Regions from separate parts of the Homo sapiens genome. Here region 2 is linked to region 1. A link is a loop called in an ENCODE intact Hi-C map of the cell type or tissue named here. Cell type or tissue: OCI-LY7. All regions are shown on one strand. Links, peaks and the distances in the headings refer to the core of each region. The heading gives the core; the rest is flanking DNA. Region 1 has its middle 39 kb from the start of ZNF117. Region 2 holds the start of LOC441239.

What was found. Hi-C counts contacts between places; a loop is a spot of excess contacts. Peaks named below come from ENCODE experiments on the same cell type or tissue, not always from the same donor. Only the 100,000 strongest peaks of a DNase experiment are listed, where the experiment ranks them.
Region 2: it touches region 1 in a loop (6-fold over the local background); 2 of 110 quality-filtered maps call a loop at or near these places.

What each region holds. Positions count from the first base shown.
Region 1 is chr7:64,948,000-64,956,330 of GRCh38, forward strand. No RefSeq gene overlaps it. Among named protein-coding and RNA genes, the nearest start is that of ZNF117, 39 kb to the right of the region's middle. In OCI-LY7, for the core only: CTCF peaks have their summits at 3,459 (motif pointing right) and 3,658; a DNase peak (open chromatin) is centred at 3,442.
Region 2 is chr7:64,884,052-64,892,382 of GRCh38, forward strand. LOC441239 reads right to left here and starts at 6,049. Exons shown (of 3, transcript XM_011516745.3): 1 at 5,401-6,049; 2 at 5,015-5,136; 3 at 4,286-4,766. The coding sequence starts at 5,688. The coding sequence ends at 4,286. It also overlaps a transcript of ZNF273 not described here. RefSeq lists enhancers at 3,577-4,295, 4,296-5,013, 5,732-6,448. In OCI-LY7, for the core only: a CTCF peak has its summit at 4,208 (motif pointing right); a DNase peak (open chromatin) is centred at 4,220.

The sequences.
Region 1 (8,331 bases), core at 180-8,179:
CCTTGTAGGGTCTAGTAATGGTAAAACTTCTTACTCTGGCTGGAAAGGTAAAATTTTTCAGATCCCCTATGCTTCAGCTCAAAAAGCAGAGCTTATAGCTGTAATTGAGGTATTGGCTGCTTTTACTATGCCTATTAATGTGATTTCTGATTCTTCATACGTGGTTCATTCCACACAATTAATTGAAAATGCTCAGTTACGATTTCATACAGATGAACAACTGATGACTTTATTTACCCAATTGCAAATAGCAGTTAGGAGTAGAATGCACCCTTTTTATATCACTCACATTAGGGCTCATTCACCTCTTCCAGGACCTTTAACTGGAGGGAATCAAATGGCTGATCGCCTAGTTGCTACTGCAATATCTAATGCTAGACACTTTCACAATTTAACCCATGTTAATGCCTCTGGTCTCAAACGCAGATACAGCATTACCTGGAAAGAAGCTAAAGCTATTACCGAGTGATGCCCAATTTGCCAAATGGTGCATTCCTCATCTTTTACAGGAGGAGTTAATTCTCAAGGATTGGAACCTAATTCTCTTTAGCAAATGGATGTCACACATGTTCCCTCGTTTGGGAGTCTAGCTTATGTACATGTATGTGTGGACACCTTTTCCCACTTTGGGCTACATGCCAATCAGGAGAGTCTTCTGCCTGTGTTGAATGTCACCTTTTGCAATGTTTTGAGGTGATGGGCATTCCAGCCTCTATTAAAACAGATAATGCCCCAGGCTGTACTAGCCAAGCTCTAGCTACATTTTTCTCTATGTGGAATATTAAACACATTGCTGGTATCCCATATAATTCTCAAGGACAAGCCATAGTAGAAAGAATGAATCTGTCCCTGAAACAGCAGTAGCAAAAACAAAGGGGGCGGGGGGAAACAGGGACTATGGGACACTGCATATACAATTGAATCTAGCATTATTGACTTTAAATTTTTTGAGCCTGCCTAAGGGCCAGATGCTATCAGCAGCTGAACAGCATCTACAGAAACCAGCTGCAAAGACAGAAGCAGAACAACTGGTTTGGTGGAGAGATCTGATAACAAAAAGTTGGGAAATAGGTAAAATAATAACTTGGGGTAGAGATTATGCTTGTGTTTCTCCAGGCCAGAACCAGCAGCTGATTTAGATACCATCAAGACACCTAAAACCTTATCATGAGCCAGATGCTGTGGAAGAGATTCTGGGAGAATCCTGAGGACCCCCCAGTTGCAGCCATGTCAAGACTGATGCTGAGGAGGACCCCAACTGTCACGAGCAACACCCGTCGAACACAGCCACCTACTTGGGGAAAGATCAAGAAGCTGTCACAGATGGTGGAAGAAAACCTGAGGAAAGCGGGACAACCAGTCACAATGAGTAATTTAATGATAGCTATGAGAGCGGTGATCACCATTGCTGTGAGTATTCCTTCAGCAAGCGCTGACACAGAGAACAATTATACTTATTGGGCATATCTATCAATCTTGGCTGGCAATAATGCCTGGATGTAATCACTCTATGACCCAGTTACACATGCTTTCTGATCTCAGTATTTGCCATAATGAATCTGCTCCTATAATTAAGGCATACCACCCTCAAAAACCTATTTGTAAACAGAATTGAACCTGGCCAGAAAAAATGAATGTACTTGTTTGGGAAGATTGCATTGCAGAACAGGCAGAGGTGCTGCGCAATGATTCCTATGGAATCATTATTGATCGGTCTCCTAAGGGGATGTTTAGCTTGAATTGTACCTCTGAGTATGTGTGCCATGGCCACACTATGTTCAGCTGGTCAGAAGAAAACAGTCAGATGGTAGAAATGGTAAGAAGTATGGCAAGAGTTCTTATTATCTGGAAACATGGCGGTATAGTGGCACCTCAACCTCAAATGATATGACCCGCCGTAGGAGATTAACAAAAGGATTTGTGGAAACTATTAATGGCTCTTAATAAGATCAAAATTTGGGAACGAATAAAAAACCATCTAGAAGGACACTATACAAACTGGTTTTTGGATATTGCAAAGTTAAAAGAACAAATATTTAAAGCATCCCAGGCACATCTGACCTTAATACCAGGAACTGGAGTGCTTGAAGGAGCTGCAGACGGATTAGCAGCCAGTAACCCATTAAAATGGATGAAAACACTTGGAAGCTCTGTGATTTCAATGATGATTGTGTTATTAATCTGTGTTGTTTGTCTTTGTGTAGTCTGCAGATGCAGATCCTGACTCCTGCGAGAAGTAGCTCACCGTGATAAAGCTGCCTTTGCTTTTATTGCCCTGCAAAAACAAGAAGGGGGATATGCTGGGGAATAGGCCCCCAAATCTGGACATAAACTGGCCCCAAAACTGGCCATAAACAAAATCTCTGCAGCGCTGTGACATGTTCATGGTGGCCATAACGCCCATGCTGGAAGGCTGTGGTTTACCGGAATGAGAGCGAGGAACACCTGGCCTATCCAGGGCGGAAAACCACTTATAGGTATTCCTAAACCACAAACAACCTATGCCTTAAGGACATGTTCCTGCTGCAGATAACTAGCCAGAGCCCATCCCTTTGTTTCGGCCCATCCTTTTGTTTCCTGTAAGGAGTGCTTTTAGTTAATCTATAATCTATAGAAACAATACTTATCACTGGCTTGCTGTCAATAAATATGTGGGTAAATCTCTGCTCATGGCTCTCAGCTCTGAAGGCTGTGAGTCCCCTGATTTCCCACTCCACATGCTATATTTCTGTGTGTGTGTCTTTAATTCCTCTAGTGCTGCTGGGTTAGGGTCTCCACGACCGAGCTGGGCTTGGCAAACGTAACTCTTTCTGGGTACTTCCTGTTGGAAAGGAGTGCTGTGGGCCGGGCGCGGTGGCTCACGACTGTAATTTCAGCACTTTAGGAGGCCAAGGTGGGTGGATAATGAGGTCAGGAGTTCAAGACCAGCCAACATGGTGAAACCCAATCTCTACTAAAAATACAAAAATTAGCTAGGCGTGATGGCATCTGCCTGTATTCCCAGCTACGCAGGAAGCTCAGGCAGAAGAATTGCTTGAACCTGGGAGGCAGAAGTTGCAGTGAGCTGAGATCATGCCATTGCACTCCAGCCTGTGTGACAGAGCAAGACTCCATCTCAAAAAACAAAAAAAGAGAGAAAAAATGAAAAGAAAGAAAAGGAGTGCTGTGGCAGGGGGACAGCAGTTGGGGCTCCTTCTGAGGTTGATCTAAGGGTTCTCAAAAGAATGGTGTGTCCATGTGTGGCTCTGTTCATAGCACCATTTAAGGTTTAATTGTTTCTAGGTGAAAAGAGAGAAATTTTTCAAGAAGGCTTGAAATATAGGGTTAGAATATGAGTATTTAGCTTACCATTGTTAGTAGAGATCCTATAGACCATAACTGTGACAGCAGAGTTTGTTAGCTGTTAGCTACACCAATGGATTGTAATACCAGTTTGCCTCCACTAGATGTTGCTGTACATTGCCAGAAATGTTAATATGAAAGTAACATTTGTTTTGAGAAAACATACATTTCCCCCATGACTTGCCATTAGGGAATACTATTAGGTTTAGGCCATCTTTTATAACTTACAATATCATTGGGAGAATACGTTATTGGGTGGCTAAAATAACTTTAGTGTTGATCTTAGCAATTTCTTTCCTTTAATTATTAAATTCTTTCATGACAGGCCCTCTTACAAGATTCTTAAAATTTCTGACTTGTCCTAAACATCCTTCCTTTAAACAGCCAGTCATTTCCTTTCAGGACAAGAATTTACCATACAAGATATTTTCTTATATAAAATCTTTTTATAACCTTCTTTCCATAGCTTAGAGTGCACCATAGTACTAATCTTTAATACAAAGTCCTATCAAACTTAACGATAGTAAAACTTCCATGCTTACTTCCTATCCATAACTCTTACTCCTGCTATAAGCAAAACAAACTTGACTAAATCTTTTCTGCAACTGCTAATCCTTTTACAAAGATAATAATTAGGCAAATTGTTTCAGCAATTAGAATTTTACAACCAGAATTCCACATTGTGGGTGCCACAGTGTACAGTTCTATTGCAAATAATAGCGTGAATATAACAATTCCTGCAAAAGTGGTGTAGTAAATAGTTTCTGTTTAAAACTTTACTTGCCAAGCTATAACATTCTCCTTTGGGAATTTATGAAGTTACAAATGCAATTCTATGTATAATTGAAATTTCTGGCAAATATGCATTAAAAAGAAGGTCTAATATTTGGCGGTGAATTTTGAGAGGAAATGTAGAATTTTTTTAAAGTATCTGGTGAGGTAGATGGGATTGAGTAAGATGAGTAGCTCTCACTCAGTTACTTATCTTTTACGATTTTCAGGTTAAGATCTTCTATTTCTCCACACTGATATTCAGGACATTCCTCTGGGCTGTCAGAGGTTGCTCCCTCAGCTCTTCAGGCTTTGACTTGAGTGTGATGCATTCAGAATTTGATACCTGTAACTTTTACTGCCAAGGGGCTTGAAAGAAAATCAGTGTAGGGCTCTTCCCAGTTTGAGTTTAGGAAAGGAGAGAGTTTTCACTAATGCCAAATCTCGAGTTAAACAAAGGTGTTCCTATTTCCTGGGGTTGGGCTTCTGCCAGTTGTGTCAATTCCTGTTGGAAGTGAGCTAGAGAGGTTACATGCTTAACCAACTTAGAGGTTTTCTGCCTGAAAAGAATCTCTGAACACAATGATAAGATTTATCCTTTCCTAAGTGAAAAACTTGTTGAAGGATTTTAAGGACTTTCCATTGGCTTGAGGCTGGCAAATGGAGTTTGCCATCCTCTGTCCTCTGACTGTAGCCATCCTGAGAGATGAAAATATACCCTCAAGAAGCAGCCCATTCTATTTCCACAGAGAAATACTGAGGTTTATTTTCTCTTATGGAGCCTTCCTATATTCGAAGGGCTTGAAGTGTGTTAATTCTTTGAGGCTTCCTCACCTTTGACTTAGCTGTCTGATCAGATAACCTGTTTCCTTTGGCTACTTCATCTGTTCTCTTTTGATGTTCCTTACAATGTGTCCCTGCCATTTTTCATGGAAGGAAAACTGAGGATAATAACCAGTTAATTTCTGGTGATATTTTATAGGAGAAGCATTAGTGGTAAGATTTCTTTCTGCTTTTTATTATAAGTTGTATTTCATACAGGTATTCAATTTATATCACCCTCCTTCATTATTTTAATATAAAGCCTTCTCCACTTTATATCAGTGGAAAACAGGCCACCTGGTGCCAGGAAAGCACATGGATTGCCATTTTAATGATGATGATGAAAAGCACTTGTTTGGGTGGTACTCACGTGCCAAACACTGTTATTTGGCTCAAAGTACCAGTTTTTTATTCTTCTCTAAATGTAGTGATAAAATAAAATAAAATTCTTAGTTAAGAAGACTTTATCTCATTCAAGTATGTATTATGAAATTTTGTTGACACTTAAGTGTCTCTGACTTACCTAGAATATTGAAATTTTTCATGAATTCAATTTGAACACTGTAAAGAAACTTTTTTTTACTAAAAGCCTTTGTGAGGCAGAATAAGATTTATGAAATGTCTTTATAATATGGAAAAATGTGTTAATGATGTTTGTAGTAATCCCTCTGAACACAGCATTCTCAATTCCCGGTATTCACCCTGAGTTACTCAGGGGAAATTGGTATCTCTGTAAACAGGCAGAAGAAAGTGCAGAGTGAAGGTGCACAACATAGCACAGAAATGTTTTCCACATGCACCTATTAGGGTCTTAATGTAATGGACTGTTATTTGCGTGGCTACATACTTACTGAATCTAGTCATGCTATTTTCTGGCAGCTAAAGGCATCTGTTACCCATTAATTTTATATAATTATTTTCTTGGTGGAAAAATAAATCCTTTTTAAATTTACTGTAAATTAAGAGATTAGATTTGTAATCTTCAATTTTTTAATGTTAAAGCAAATCAGAGAAAAGCCATGTGTGTATATTGTATGCATTTTCCTACCTATCGAAATTCTTGTACTGCCCTGAAATATCAAGGACTTAATAACGGAGCAAATCCTAAATCTGGTCTTTGCTTCTTGTTAGTAATCTGTCCATTTCAAAAATCATGGCAATTATGCTAAGCCATTGAAAAGATGTGGTTTTGACTAATTTTATCTGATTTTAAATGTTTTGTTACTTTTATTATGTTAATCTAAGAGCAAATATCCACATAACTGTTCATGCTTTCAAGAAATACTCATATTATGGACAGATGCAGTGGCTCATATCTGTAATCCCAGCACTTTGGGAGGCTGAGGTGGGTGGATTACTTGAGGTCAGGAGTTCGAGACAAGCCTGGCAAACATGATGAAACCTCATCTCTACTAAAAATACAAAAATTAACCAGGTGTGGTGGTGCATGCCTGTAGTCCCAGCTACTCTGGAGGCTGAGGGAGGAGAAGGGCTTGAATCTGGGAAGTTGAGGTTGCAGTGAGCTGAGATCACACCACTGCACTTCAGTCTGGGTGATGGAGTGAGACTCTGTCTCCAAAAAAAAAAAAAAGAAATATATATGTTGGATTACAGTATAGTAGAATCCTCTAAAATTAGCAGAAGTTCATTATTAAATTTATTGTTTTCAAAATTTTTCAATTGTGAAAATGAAAAATTAGGTATGCTTTTTCATGATAATTTTAATTCTAGGAGGGTACCTAGGATAATGTAAAACAGGGTCATCAGAATGGTGCAGACATGCTGATTTAATTAGAATGAGTTCAGCCTTTTTGGTAGACTATTGGTATCCCAGAGGCTGACCATTCACTACAGCTTACTAAATGTTGCCTCATAAGGCTGATACAAGAGTGCTTGGGTGGCTCACGCCTGTAATCCCAGCACTTTGGGAGGCCGAGGCGGGTGGATCATGAGGTCAGGAGATCGAGACCATCCTGGCTAACAAGGTGAAACCCCGTCTCTACTAAAAATACAAAAAATTAGCCGGGCGCGGTGGCGGGCGCCTGTAGTCCCAGCTACTCGGGAGGCTGAGGCAGGAGAATGGCGTGAACCCGGGAAGCGGAGCTTGCAGTGAGCCGAGATTGCGCCACTGCAGTCCGCAGTCCGGCCTGGGCGACAGAGCGAGACTCCGTCTCAAAAAAAAAAAAAAAAAAAAAGTGCTTGGGAAGGGAAGAGCATGGTCCGTTTAAATAATATGGAAGTGGGGAAGGGAACTGCTGGGTAGAGGAGGGCGCTGTCACTGGCCAGGGCTCCACCCCCACGGACCTAAGTGAGGACAGGCACTTCTGCCCTTGTGCCCAAATGTATTTTCCAGGACCACCCTGGCCCACCATGCCCCCATCCTGGGCCTATAAAAACCCGGGACTCTAGCAAGGCAGAGACACAAGTGACCAGATGTGGAGAGGAGCACATCGGTAGAGGAAGATGCAAGTGGCTGGTCCTCAAGAGGACGTCGAGAGGAGCACGCTGGCAGAAGAGCACACCCGCAGGCACCAGCACACCAGCAGGCTATCAACTGGTAGGACTAGGCTGAGTTTGGTCCGGGCAGTCGGAGGAGAGCCAGGGCCACCAAGCGGCCCAACTCCAGGGAAAGAACATCTCCCTTCTGCCTCCCCCATTGGCTGAGAGCTATGCCACTCAATAAAACTTTACACTCATTCTCCAAGCCCACGTGTGATCCGATTATTCTGGTACACCAAGGCAAGAAACCACAGGATACAGAAATCCCCCTGTCCTGGTGATAAGGAAGGGGGTCTAATTGAGCTGGTTAATACGAGCTGCCTATAGACGGCAAACTAAGAGAGCGCCCTGTAACACATGCCCACTGGGGCTTCAGGAACTGTAAACATTTACCCCTAGACACTGCCGTGGGGTCGGTCTGCCTATCTGTATGCTTCCCTAGTGCAGTGGAGCACCAAAGAAGTGAACCACACCCGCATCACACACTTTGTGAGGGGAACAAGGGAACCTTTCCCGTTTCAATGCCAGTGGGCTCTTTCTTTTCTTTTTTTTTTTTTTTTTTTTTTGAGGCGGAGTTTCGCTCTGTCGCCCAGGCTGGAGTGCAGTGGCGCGATCTCGACTCACTGCAAGCTCCGCCTCCCGGGTTCACGCCATTCTCCTGCCTCAGCCTCCCGTGTAGCTGGGACTACAGGCGCGCGCCACCATGCCCGGCTAATTTTTGTATTTTTAGTAGAGACGGGGTTTCACCGTGTTAGCCAGGATGGTCTCGATCTCCTGACCTCGTGATCCGCCCGTCTCGGCCTCCCAAAGTGCTGGGATTACAGGCGTGAGCCACCGCGCCCGGCCGCCAGTGGGCTCTTTCAACCAGACTGCCTTTTTCCTCTCATTGATGTGGTT
Region 2 (8,331 bases), core at 264-8,263, 64 kb before region 1:
GCTTTTGCCTAATATTCTAGGCTCTTTTTCATTTCATCTGCACGTCTTTTCTCATTGTGGATTTCGTTGGTCTTTGGGCTGTTGCTGTATGTGAGTGCCTCTCACCACAGATCTTTTGCTTGCCAGGGATTTTAGGGATCTCAAGGGTTTTTCAGTAGTTTGGCTGCACTCCAGGTTGTGGGTAGTCGTCTCATTTTGGGGGGCCGGATTTTTTGCACTTTACAGGAGTCTCTTGGGTTTCTGGCAAGAATCCATGAACATGGGTTTGACTCCAGCACAAACCCTCTCATTCTCCCATTTGAGCCTTTATTTCCCTTTGCTTTCATGGGGGATCCACAGTGCCCCTCAACAGCACTCCTGGGCACCCGTTTCAGTCTTGCAATCACCCCAGACGGTTTCTGAAACTCTCTCTCAACCTTATGTGTCCTTGTTGGATGCCAGTTCCAGGTGTGAGACCTCTTCTCCGTCTTGGACTTGCCTTTATTGTCGTTCCTGCCTTACCCAGACAGCCGCGCTGAGAAGCAGGACTCCCTGGGGGGCCCTGGATGAACGGAGGCAGTGAGCTCAAAGGCCTCACAGTCTTCCACTGACACCCTCCTCTGGGGTCTCAGGTATGATTCCATCACCCGGAGATCCCTCAACAACTCACCAGACTGTATTCCCTTCTCCCTGGGACCGGATTCTTGCACACAGACTCTTTCGGGAATGGAGTCCAAAGAGAAGTTCCCAGCGCCCACCTCACATTCTCGAATCGCCTTTTCCTCCAGCGGGACCCGACTAATGAGACGGCCCGAGGATGCCCTATGGTAGTTACTTTTAGGCTTCCACAGTGATTGTCGCAGGCAGCATTTTCCCTAGACTAGGCCGGCTCTGCCTTCCCATTTTCCTCTGCTCAGGCAGGCTGACAGCCCTGACAGCCCTGACAGCCTGGCCCCAGCACCTGCCTCGCGGATTCGCATGCGCCAGTCGCGGGACACCTGTCGCGAGCGGTGAGCCTTGGCTCGCGTGTCAGTGTATGCCACCGTTGCCTGGTGACAAGTTTCTCCCTCTTGGTGGACCAGGGGACCTTTGTGGACACGTGTCGGCGTTGGACTCTTGCTCCTCTTCTCTGGGGGATCCACGGGATAGTCCCACGATCCCAGGAGAAGGCAGGGATAAGCCAGCCTTAGGAATCGTCAACAGTGCCCCAAGGCCTCCCCAAGCCCTCTCTGTGGTCCTGGCTTTGCCTCCTCCAAGGTGCTGTGACCTTAAACAAGTCACTGCCTCTCCTGCAGGCCTTCTGTTAGGACAGAGATAAATGGATCAGACAGAAAACAGAAAAGGTTATTCCAGCCCTCCTCTCTTCTGCCCCTTCACTGTCTGCCTGGTAAAATTGTACCTCTTGGTCACATTTGCTACTCATTAAGTCACCTGTCCTGTGGGAAAGTCCTCACGTTGGTGATATGAGGTCCCACTATCTACCCTTTAGGAATTGCAGAGTCTCATGAATCTGTGTGTGTTCATCCCAGGGTCACTTCGCACCTACACCTCCAGACCTCTAGGTCGCCCTGGGTTAATACTGAGACTAGAGGGAGAAGCAATTACAGGAGAGAAGGAGAGGAAGTGAGGAGGCATAATAGGGGATCTGGGGTTTGGTGATGCAGGAGGGACAGGGTCACAAAAGATTCACTGGATATGAGAAGCCCGCCCACGGAAAAGCTTCTAAAGATGGGTAAGGCGGTGCTGGGGCCACAGTGCCATTGGCCAAGGCAGACATCAACTGGGAGGGAGTGGAGGAGATGAGAAAGTTAGAAGGAAAGGGAAGGCCCAGATCAGATCTTGATGCTCTTTTCTTCCTAGACCAGCATGGTTTTCATTACTCAAATTCTCACAGGGCTAAGATCTTGGTTTAAACAAATCACTCTGGCTTACCACTGAGCTCAGAAAAGACTGCAGGGGCCTTGGGCAGAAGCAGGGAGACTGATACCAGAAAGGTAGCTACTGTGATAATTATGCAGGCTTAGGTGGGGGAAACCACACTGATGCTGACTAGGTACTCTGGATTTCCACCTCTGCAAGGCAGCTTCCTCACTTATTCAGTGAGGACACAGCCACCTGTTGCAGAGCAGTTTTGAAGAAGAAATAAGGTTCACAGGCCCAGCTCAGCACACAGTAGGCTCTGAAGAGGCCTCCTTTACTCAGTTGAATGAGCCCAGAACATTTGAACTGTTGCTTGCTGTGTGACCCCGGGAAGGTTACTTCACCTTACTGAGCTGGTTTTCTCCTTAAAGTGGGGTGGGGTAGACATGTCAGGATGCAGAATGGAGCTGGACAGAATGTAGGCATTTCTGCTGCATCTGGAAAGTAAGATAAGTGAGCTCACTGTCACAAAAGGCACAGAAGAGGAAACTAAATTTGCACTTGGTGGAGAAAATTTAACTCTACTAATATAAACTGACCATCGCTACATGTTTACTGGGCACCTGGTGCAGGGCTAAGAAATCTGCCATTATAATCTGATGCAGTGGCACTGAGCCTGCAGAGTCAATGTGCACTCACAAACTCAACCACTGTCATCTCACTTAACCCTCACACATCACCTGTCAGAGGTAATCCCCAATCTCCATAGTACAATTGAGGAGACTGAGACCAAGGTGGTGAAGGATCTTAACCAAAGCCAGGTACAGTGGAGTTCTCAACGCGAAAGGAACTCACACCTGGGCACACCTGCATGAGGTGACCTACGATGCTTTTTACTTTCCATCAAAACAGTAATTGATGCTCATATCACCTTCTTGTGGTACAAGAAGGAAACCACAGAAGAGAATGAAAATGGAAAACATACATCATCACCAATGTTGCCTCCCAGAGATGAGCATGGTCCCCATGTGGAAGTCTTCTGTCCATTTCTCCCTTGGCCTGCACACATTATGATAGTGGCAGCAGATCTGTGCTGGGCATTTACCAGGCTGGGCACGACACCAAGAACTTTACAGATGTCCCTTCACTTATTCCTCACAAAGGTGTTATGTCCCAAGGACACTGGGGACCCTATGGAGACTACTTTTCCATGGTCGGTACTTGGTTTGGACTGAGGTCTCATGTGGATCAAATCCCTGTGTGTGTGCAAAGCTAGGTCTATCATTATTTTCTGATGGATGAAGTGGAGGCCATGCTGTGAATGTGTGCACGTGCAAGTCTTTGACACAGGCAGTTTTCTCTAAAATGCACAGCCTGCCTTACCAACTTAACTCCTTCCACACCTCAGACCAGCCCCTGCAATTGCCCTTTGCATGTTCTCATCTGGCCTCATGATCATCTCCTTCCACGTGGGTCTCCCTCCTTCCATGTGGCCCTGCATGGCAGGCAGGGCACATGCTAACCTGTCTTCTGGTAGTTTGGAGTGAGTGGAGAGGGCCAGTGTCCTCTGGATGAAGGACAACTGCTCCATTGTGCAGTGTTTTTGTTGTTGTTTGTTTGTTTTTGAGATGGAGTCTAGCTCTGTTGCACAGGCTGGAGTGCAGTGGTGGGATCTCAGCTCACTGCAACCTCTGCCTCCCGGGTTCAAGCGATTCTCCTGCCTCAGCCTCCCAAGTAGCTGAGATTACAGGCGCCCGCCACTACATGCAGCTAATCTTTTTGTATTTTTAGTAGAGACAAGGTTTCACTGTGTTGGCCAGGCTGGTCTTGAACTCCTGACCTCATGATCTGCCCGCCTCGACCTCCCAGAGTGCTGGGATTACAAGCATGAGCCACCGTGCCCTGTCTTTTTTTTTTTTTTTCTTAATAGTTCAGGGCTCTGACTCTGAGCAGGGTGTCCTGCCCCAGGGTTCCCCTTGACCCATTTCAGAGGGGTGGTCGGGTGGGTCACTGGTTCCTCACCCTTGTGCGAATCCAGAACTTGCATCCTGATGGGGGAAGCAGGAAGCCCTACCTGCGCTGGAGGGCATAACCCCAGCCCCAGGGCAGGCAGAAAACTCCCCCATCCCTGAGAAGTCCCAGCCCCAATGCTGGCACTCAGGCAGGACCTGCCCAAGTGGGACCTGTCTCCACCTTCCTCACACACCTCCCTGACACTCACTCAAACTCCTGTCACCTGGGAACCTCTACCAGACCTGTGCTTCTTCCACCTGGGGAGCCCCCGGGGCCCTCATTTCACCCCATTCCCTGAAGCCTGGCTGCTGCTGCTGCTGCCCCACCCTCCAGCCAGAGGAGGGCGCTCCCTCGTCAGATGTCCCTGTCTCTATGGGGGTCCTTCCTCCTGTGAGCTCCGTGGCCTCGCACAGGCTGCTCAACACCTCTGAGCTCAAATTCCTGCTCCCAGGGGGAAGCGGGTTATGAAGATGAGAGGGAGAGAGAGCGAGCTGTAAGGGAAGCAGGTGACACGGGGCTGGACAGGGAAGGGCCTGGCTCTCAAGGAAGGGAGCTTCTCCAGGTGGCTTCCTCCTCTGTCAAATGGGCCCACGAATACCCTATTGATGGTGAGAATTAAGAGATACGAAACCCATTCGTTCTTTATTATGATGATTTTTATTTTCACAGTAGCACTTAGCACCTGCCCGCCCTCCACCTTCTCCACCACCCAGCAGGAGCGGGGCGGCCTGGATCTGTTTTCTGCCCCTGACCAGGGGGCCGCGTCTTCGGCAAAGTCTTCGGGGTGAGAGGTCCGGCTCCTGGAGGACAGCGGGATGGGAGAGTCCCGTTCACACCCAGCCCCGCAGAGCCGGATAGAAACGCTGCCACTGCCGACTCCATGCTGCCGGGAAGTGCACTGTGGAGGCCACTTTCTGGAAAGAAGAAACCGTCTGAACACAAAGTTGCTCAAGCCATGTTCATCTATCTGCCAGGGAAACGGAGGCCCTGAGTGCCAGAGTCCAAGTCACCCTGCAAGAGAAAACTCTGGTGGAGCCCAGGGTGTCCAGCCCCTGTCCACCCAGCCGCCGTGGTCAAGGTTAATAAGGGCAAGGGGCCAAGCAGAACCGCCTACAAGGAACCGAGTGTCCACAAAGCAGGAAGCGAAGAACGTTTCTCCTACCTAGAGCGCAGCCGTTTTGCGGAAGGCACAGTCCGGGCTCCGGGAGCCAAGCAGGGATCCGGGCCTCGTTGCGGAGGGGACGCCCGGGCTGAGCTGAGCTCACTTGCTGGCGGCGGCAGCCCCTGCAGTCATGGGGTCACCGGCTTGTGGAGAGGGGCTGGCGCTGTTCCTTGGCCCCGCTCCCCGCCCGCAAAGGGCCGGGAGGTCGGGCTCCCGGCAGTGTCCAGGCTCTCGCCCGCCGGTGCCTGAGCCGTACCCACCGCGTCCCCTCCGCCCCAACAGCTGGTGCTGAGGGTCCGGCCCGGGGTCATCTGGCAGGGCCGTGCGGCTCCTGCGGGTGACCAGGAGCGCGGAGCCCCTTCCCACTCGGGCTCGGGTGGCCTCACCTTTCCTGGGGCTGCGTCCCCGCGGGACGCCAGGTTCCCGGTTTCTTCTAGGTCGCCCTGGTTCCTGGCAGCTCCTGGTGCCACGCGGTCCTCTACGGTCTCCTCTGACCTGAGAGGGACAGTGAGATGGGGCTGGCGGGGATGGGGGTCCCCGCGCTGTTGGAAAGCAGCGGGGCTGCTGCTGACCGGAGCCGCCTGGGTCTGTTCTGGAACCGTCGCCCTGGGGCCCCTCCGCCCCGCAAACGCTCGGGATGCGGTTTGGGAGTGTAGCTGGACACCGAGCACCATCCACGCTCAGCCCCACGGGGCTCCAGGAGTCCCGAGCCCAAGCCCCTGCACTTGCATTTTATTTAAAAAACCTGAGGGTTAAATTCGGGCAAGTCAGTTGCCTCAGTGTTTGTCGCCTGCTGCCTCTATGTCGGCTTCTTTTGCTGGCAGTCAGAGACCAAGCCCCCACGCCCTCCAGGACCCTCTATCTGGTGAGGCCACCTCTGCAATCATGAGCAGCACTGAGGTGCTTCCGACCAGGGGTCACTGCCCCAGCCGGTGAGAGGCCCTGCAGTGGGGACTGGAGATGTGCGACGCAGCCTCCCAGAGCCCGCATCCTCTTGCCCAAGGAGGCTGCACACCCTCACTCAGGGCTGTGAGGGGGAATGAGGGCAGCTCACAGGCTAAGGGGCCGCTGAAGACAGGTTTTGTGGACAGGTGATTTAGGAGCCTGGAGGAAGCAGGTTAGGGGTGTGTGTGTGTGTGTGTGTGTGTGTGTGTGTGAGAGAGAGAGAGAGGGAATTCTCCCATGCCAGGACATCTGCGTGTCTCAGTAGAGTAGGAGTGAACAGCAGCATCCCTGCAGAGGAGCAGCATGTGGACAGAGTCACAGGCTGGCTGGATCACAACAAATCCTTGTGGGTCAAGGAGAGCAGGTTCCGTGATCAGCTGCGGTCTGGGTTTTGTGTTTGCCTTTTCCTGCTGTTCCAATAAGCCAGGGCACTGGGGCCAGATTGCCCTCAGCCATGGCCAAGGGTTCCCTGACAAGCTGGGGAGGACGAACTCCCTTCCCAACACAGGGACATAGAAGATCAGAGCAGCCTGCCCAGTGGGGATCTGAGCTCAGAGAGTGGAAGCCACTGTCTCAGAGTCACAGAGCAGGTCAGTGGCAGGTCCCATGTCCCTGACCCCCAAGCTCTATTTCTCTGAGGAAATATTCCATCCAAGAGCATGAGAGTCCTCTGAGCATGGACTCCCTGGCAGGTGAGGTCATTTTACCTGTTATCTGTTTTCATCCTCATTGTGTGTGTGGTTTGTATCAGTGTCCCCATTGTAAGGCAGAAAACAGGCTCAGTGATGGGGCAAAGGCTGGTGCAAGGCTACAGAGCTCAGAAGTGGCTGAGGTGAGACAAGAACCAGCAGGCTTCCTTCACCGTTGCTCTGCTCCATCTGGAGGTTGGACAATTTGCCTGTGTGCCAACAGCCACAAGCCTTTGTTGGCTCAGGGTAGATATGAAAACCTGGAAACCATGAAGCTTTCAGCCCCACTCATTTCTGCAGGGGCAGATGGCTGTGCTTGGCCTGGGCTCCCCATTGCTCAAAATAGAGCCTCCTCTTTCTGCCAGTGGTCCCAGAAATGAGTCACAGGTGGGTGAGGTTGCAGCCAGGCCTGGGCAGGATGATGTCTTCTGGGCTAGGCTGAAAACTCAAGCCTTGCAGCTGGACAAGTTATGACTTTGGTTCTGCCTCAGTCACTCCGAGGCTGGACAACTCTGGCCATATCTCTCTGTAAGCTGTGGTTTCCTTATCTTTAAAATGGAGACAATGGCACCTCTCTCCCAGAGTAGCCACTGGGGCTTAATAAAGCCTCAGCATGAGAAGATGGTGTATTTGTATTTGTGAGTTTTCCTTGGTCTATGGTGACCTTCCTGTGGGTAAGAACCAAGTATCACTTGGCTCAGGACCCAGACAGGCACAGCACAGCCAGAACCAGAGGGGCCTAGGCCTGGGTATGATTGGAATCCAGGCATCTGGCCCAGTTTTTCTGGCTCTGTCTCCTTCCCCATCTTTTCCAAACTGGTCCAAGGATCAGATTTGCCATGTCACCCAGACATCGTTGTGGCCCTGTCTGAACAAGCAGCATCAGAATTTCTCTGGTGCCAGCTGGATGACTCAGAGAGAAAAACTGGTCACCAATTTCTGCTTCAAGTGGGTAGGGAAGAAAGCTACCACTTGCAGCTACTTATTATGTATCACCAGCCAGGCACTTTTCCTACTTAGTGGTCACCTCAGCTAAGTCATAAAGACACAGAAAAGAGTGCCTTGCCCCAGGTTCACAGCTGATAAGTGGGGTGTGGGAGAGGAGGTGCTGAAATCCACATTTATCTAAACCTTTCAGACCCATGTGCATTTCTCCATTTTTACCACATTGTCCCCTCCTTGGTGACAGCCTGGGCTGCTGCTCCTGCCTCTCACTGGCCTCTCTGCCTCCAAGCTGCCTGTGCCTTAGGAAGCTCCATGTTGCACTTTCAAACCAGCAGCCCAATCCATCCCTCACCTACTTGTGCCTTTCAATGACTCTCATTGTCCTCAGAAAATGACCCTGGCTCCTAGGTGTCCACACCTCTGTGGCCCTGAGCAGGCTGACAGAAATAAAACTGCATGCCTCCTTTCCTTCCAGTGAAAAGAAATCACTGGATATTGCAACAAAATTTAAACTTATCATTTGGGAGAAATCAGAGTATCCTCTTTCATAGACAAAAAAAACAGTATTCAACCCTAAAAGGAAAGAAAACAATTCTCTTGAATGCTGCCACACTTGGAAAAACAATGGAAAATAAACACTGGAACCAGCTAGACCTGCCAGAGTTGCTGAGGGAGGATTAAATGAGTTATTATGTAATTTGCTTAGCAACAGTGCTTGGCTCATAGTTAGTGCTCAGT